2 separate regions of the Homo sapiens genome follow, and region 2 is linked to region 1. A link is a loop called in an ENCODE intact Hi-C map of the cell type or tissue named here. Cell type or tissue: endothelial cell of umbilical vein. All regions are shown on one strand. Links, peaks and the distances in the headings refer to the core of each region. The heading gives the core; the rest is flanking DNA. Region 1 has its middle 110 kb from the start of LINC01776. Region 2 has its middle 180 kb from the start of LINC01776.

Evidence for each region. Hi-C counts contacts between places; a loop is a spot of excess contacts. Peaks named below come from ENCODE experiments on the same cell type or tissue, not always from the same donor. Only the 100,000 strongest peaks of a DNase experiment are listed, where the experiment ranks them.
Region 2: a loop joins it to region 1, with 5 times the contacts of the local background. A loop is called at or near these places in 5 of 110 quality-filtered maps.

What each region holds. Positions count from the first base shown.
Region 1 is chr1:98,322,595-98,325,413 of GRCh38, forward strand. No RefSeq gene overlaps it. Among named protein-coding and RNA genes, the nearest start is that of LINC01776, 110 kb to the left of the region's middle. RefSeq lists an enhancer at 886-2,085. In endothelial cell of umbilical vein, for the core only: no CTCF peak of the experiment used is centred there; DNase peaks (open chromatin) are centred at 1,047 and 1,467; H3K27ac peaks cover 2,500 bases.
Region 2 is chr1:98,387,375-98,390,193 of GRCh38, forward strand. No RefSeq gene overlaps it. Among named protein-coding and RNA genes, the nearest start is that of LINC01776, 180 kb to the left of the region's middle. In endothelial cell of umbilical vein, for the core only: no CTCF peak of the experiment used is centred there; a DNase peak (open chromatin) is centred at 1,257; H3K27ac peaks cover 2,362 bases.

The sequences.
Region 1 (2,819 bases), core at 196-2,695:
AATAGAGTAGGCTATGCATATGTGGGGGCAAAGGGTACATGGAAACTCTCTGAGCCTTCCTCTCAATTTTACTGTGAACTGACAACAGCTTTTAAAAAAATAGTCTTTCAATATGAAAAAAGTCAGGGATTTCCATTTTTGCCTTGTCACAGAAAATTTAAAAAACAGGGGCAAGAGACAATCATAATCTTGCAATCTCAGTAAAGCAATACTAACATATCAATGCATTTCCTTTCCCTTGCTTTCCCATCTATCTTTTTACAAACTGGTTGTAATCATGTTAAATATATTTTACCCTGGTTTTTAATTTAACGTCATATCCTAAGTAGTTTCTCTGTTTCCACATGATTTAAAAAAAAAAATCAGTTTAATATAACATAATAATTTACTGGATATGCCATAAGTCTCTGAAATAATCCCTGCTGTTCCTATTACAACTGTAAATATATCTCTTCTCTGTTTTTTCTTGCTTCTGAAATTAAGCTGATTATTTGGTATAAATTCATGCAATCCAGAAATGCCACATTCAATCATGCATTCCACATACATTATTGACTACTTGATGCCAAGTACTGAGTTAGTCTCTAGGTATGTAGTGGTAGACAGAAAAGTTATTGCCCCGGCCTTATAAAAATGTATAATCTAGTGGGGGAAGGCAGGAACAGGTATTTTAAAAATGGATACAAATAATTATATATTTCTGAACTATGATAATGTTATGAATGAAAAAGCATGGTGCTTTGAGAAAAAACACTTGGAGAATTGGAGGGGGACACCCATTTTAATTGTGTGTTCAGAGAATACTTTTCTGAGAATGTGGCATTTCCAAATGATTAAAGGCAGCTAGCATAATAGAAATCTGAGGAAATATGATTCCAGATAGAGCAAACTATATGTGCCAAGGCCTGAAGCAGAAATGTGCTTACAGGGTTTCAGGAATGAAGCAAGAGGAAACCAGTGTGACTGGAGAGGGAGTGTCCTGAGATGAGGCTGGGGTGAGATCATGTTGGGCATTGTGTTGTCATGAAATTTGGATTTGATTTTATAGGAAATGAGATTTGATAGACCTTGAAGAGGGCAGAGGCATAATTGCTTTTATGAGAATGGTTGGAGACCTGCAAGAGTGAATGAAGACAGAAAGATTAAACAATGCAGAGTCCAGATGGGGGAAAATGGAGGCTTTTGCTAGAAAGTAGAAGTAGAGATGGAAAAGAAAAGATGAATTCAAAACATGCTTTGGAGGTAGACTTGATAGAAATGTATTTGATTGGAAGTAGGGGTAAAGAAAACGGTAATTCCAAGAATGACCCATATACAAACTGTGGTGGCTTTGTAACATGCCACTTTGGCTAGGCTGAATTACATTTCTGGTGAGGGTGGGCCACGGAGAAATTCTTGCAAGATTTGGAAGGCAGGAAGGAAGTCTCAGCTATTTTGTGGTTCACACGCCTTGTCGCTTATCTGCTGATTCACCACCTTGGAATGAGGCAGCAGCTGAGCCTGCAACTGTTCAACTTTCCTCTAAACTTTCCTTCAGCTTCTCCAACTTTTGGACCAATTCTATAGCACCATGATGAAGGGCCTTTGCTTCTGCAGGTCACCCATACCACCAAAGCCAATAAATGTGGTTTTGCTCTGTTCTGAGGAGTTTCAGTTCATGCCTGTGGGTTCCAGCTCTTTCTTAATATCCTTGTATTACATCATGTTCTCTTTTTCACTGTCTGCCCTCTGGACTTCATGCCCAAGCAGCAGACACAAAGACAGCAGCCTTACGGAAAGTGTTTAGCCCCCACAATGGTATCAGGCAAAATCCCTGTAACAGACTTGTCTGTTACTGACTTGACTGATCATAAATGAAAGTAACGTGTTTCCAACATTTTGCAGAAAAGTCGCATGATTATTAGTAGTATAATACTTATTGCTATGTTCACAATGGCTTGTGTTCAATACTACTCATCTTCATTTTTGTTGACAAGTGTCATGTACAAGGATAAAATTTTTGCTGAAATCATACCTTTTTCTAAGAAGTCTATGCTGCTTTAATTTAGCTCACTGAGTTGTTCCTTAAAATGATTTTTCTTAATCTATTGGTCTGACTATAAGCAACTTATTCTTTAAGTCTAATAAAGAGAGATTGAGTGTACCTATTTTCTTTATTTATGAATTATACTTACATAGAAATCTATCTGCTCATTACAAGACTATTGGTTAAGATAGGTATAATCACGACTGTCACAAAAATGTTATTCAAAGTTCCATCATGATCATAGAACCTCATACCTCATCTTGAAATTTTGAGGGATACAAAATTAAGACAGTAAGAGAGGAGAGAGTGACAGAGACATACAAACAAAAAGAGAAAATAAAGAGAAAGAGAAAGTGAATGAGAGACAGAAATGTGCTTTTAAAGAAGTTAAGATAATAGTAACTCTGAGTTGCTCCAGAGGAAAGGAATACAAATTTCTCTGTATTAGAGGGATTTTCTGTTTTTGGGAAAAGAAGTCTTAATTTTGGCTTGAATATAGAATCAAGCCATTTTAGTCATTTTATTTGAATTAAGACTTTCAAGTTCTGAAAGCTATCAAGATAAACTTAATGTCATTACAAAATAGTGAAAATACAATAATTGCAAAGTGTAATTTCAGTGAAGCCAGTACTGCTGCTGGAGGTTCTGGATAAATGTCCCTTACACACAGGGTGTAGAAAAGGTTGGGACTGACTGAAAGTGTCTGGAGAAAATGGGAATGCTGCCTATGATGTACTCATTAGTGGAACAGGTCTGCCATTGTTTCTGAGAAGAAAATGGAGACTGAAGGCAA
Region 2 (2,819 bases), core at 259-2,758, 65 kb after region 1:
GTGATGGATTGACCATACAGTCTCTTGCCATGAACTCAAAAACTCACCAACCAGTAGCCATGTAGACTTTATAAGACTTGCATCCATTTATTTATTCTTGACAACAAACCAGTGAGGTGACTGAAGTAGGAATTTTGCTCGCCTAATTTTGTAAATAAGAAAACTAAGGCTCAGAGTGTCCAAATTTCCTAACTTGATGCCTCATCCAGTCAGAGTAAAATCAGTTAGTGGCAGAGGTATGGGGTCCAACCTAGGTTTTGGGATTCCAATCCTGACTTCTATCTCTTACAAGGAATTCAGTTCACTCTTCCTATTTATTCTACTAAGTATTTCTTTAAGTTTTGATTATTTTTCTCCTGTTTGTTTTTCACACCTTATGATTCCTATTTGATTTCCCATTAGGTCCTGCCAACTAAGGGTAAACTCCTAGGATGTATGTGTTAGGCTTCTGTGAGTGGTAATAACCACAGAGCTACAAGAATCACTGAACGCATAAATATGACATGACTCTTCTTGCCAATCCCCTCGTGGAAGTGCGTGCTGAGCTTAAGGAGAAGCCTGGTGAGGGGTTCAGACCGGCAATGTAGACAGAAGCATTTGATCAACATCTACAAAGATTTCATGGGCCCTTCCAGACCTTTCCACAAACTGTGCTCATTAAAACAACAGGCACAGTAATTTGTGTTATATGCTAAGTGCAACATTTGTGATTCAGTATTTGTGGTATTTACGGTTTTCTACTTTACTGGACCAAAAATGCACAGAACCCCGAATAACAGCAGTCAAAGACAGCTTTACATATGTGCTCTGACCCGGAAAATGAAAGGAGTTTCTTAAAATTTAATGAGAGGTAGAAAGAAACACTGGTTCTTTTCAAAATTTTAGTATTGACAGTACTAGTAGTGGTACTTGTAGTGATTTAGCTATAAAAGTAAGATATACTTGGGTGTAATGGTAAAGATTTAGGGAAATTGTGCTGTATTAATCAAACAAAATAAAGAAAATGTTCATTAACTGCATAGTTTGTAAGCGCCACTTTTTTTTACTGTTTGTTAGGAAGATGGAGGCATGCACTGGAAACACTAATTCTAATTATTACTGTAAGTGGGAGTTTCTGGCACAAGGTCAAGAAATAATAGGAGAATGTGTGAATCTCAGTATTGAGCTGCAGTAAGCCTAATCATTTGAATAAAGCCAGTTGTTTTTTCTTGGACCGTCTCTGGGTTGTTCAGTGTTCTGGATGAATCTAACACAATCAGGCTGTTCTCTGGTGTATAACCACTTCCTGCTGACTCAGGGCAACTTGCTTCCTCTGCCGTTTATTAAAATGAAACATTCATATTAAAACCCCATTTTTTAGTGATGACCAAATGTACATTAGTAATGACATTATTAAAACTGTTTTGTTTAAAATGAACTTTCACACTAGCGTGTTGCAAAGCGGCACAAACAAATCTATGTGATTTCACTAGAGATGGTTTAAAAAGCTTGCAGATCTTTCTGGCACTATTACAGAAGGGGATTTGATGTCTGTTTCAGGAGACAATCTAAGTTTTTATGGCCATAAAAAAATGAATACTGTTCCAGTACTCCACATAGAAAATAATGTATAATTTATAATGTTTCATTAACATGCAAATGTGAAATAGTGTCTTCTATGTTTATGTCTACTAATAATCTATCAAATATTTAGAGGCATAGTAAAGAATACTAAAATATTTTGTCTCAGCACTGTTTAAATAGATTTTTCCCTCATTTTTATTTGTTTGTTCATTTATTTATTTATTATTTTTCACTTTTGAGATGGAGTCTCACTCTGTCTCCCAGGCTGGAGTGCGGTGGTGCAATCTCAGCTCACTGCAACCTCCACCTCCCGGGTTCAGGCGATTCTCATGCCTCAACCTTTCAAGTAGCTGGGACTAAAGGCACATGCCACCAAGCTTGGCTAATTTTTTTATTTTTAGTAGAGACAGGGTTTCACTATGTTGGCCAGATTGGTCTAGAGCTCCTGATCCTCAAGTGATCCTCCTGCCTCGGCTTCCCAAAGTGCTGGGATTATGGGTATGAGCCACCTTACCCAGCCCTGTCCATATATTCACATATGCAAAAATGTGGGAGAAGCAGATAAGCAAATAATCAATTTAGTAATGGTGTTTGTAAAATAAGACAATAACCCGAATCTTTATATAGTTCTTGTAACTTTTCATAACATTTTCACATAGGATGTCTTGGCCAGCCACAGCAACAATAACATGAGGCTGATATTCTCCCCATTTCATGGATGATAAAACTAAGCCAATGGTTAACTGGATTGTTTTGTAAATATTTGGCCACCCAGTCAGCACAATGTCCTAGGAGTCATGCTTTATAATTCACTGCACCTCATTGCTAAACAGAATCTTAGGTATAAGATCAGAGTTCCAAGGTTTTAATAAATATATTTGGCTAAGACCATTACATATAGTTTGCACTGGCTATAGAATCTGAAATTATCAGTTCTATTTCTAGAGTGCTGAGAGTCTCCATTGGTTCATCCTACAAATATTCACTTAGCAAAGCATTATGCTCCTATGTGCTCAGCATTCTTACCAGGAGCCTGATGGGAACCAGAGATGAATCAGACACAGACATGACATCAACAGTAGAACAGTAGAGTCCAGAAGACAAGCTATGGAAGAAAATTACTGTAATAAAAGTAGAATTGCATCAGAAGCCATTAAAAGGGTACAGAAAATGTTTAAAGGAAAGAAAGAATGCTTTCAGATGGAGAGAGGATTTAGGCAGACTTCACTGAGGACTTATGGATCCAGGATCCAGTG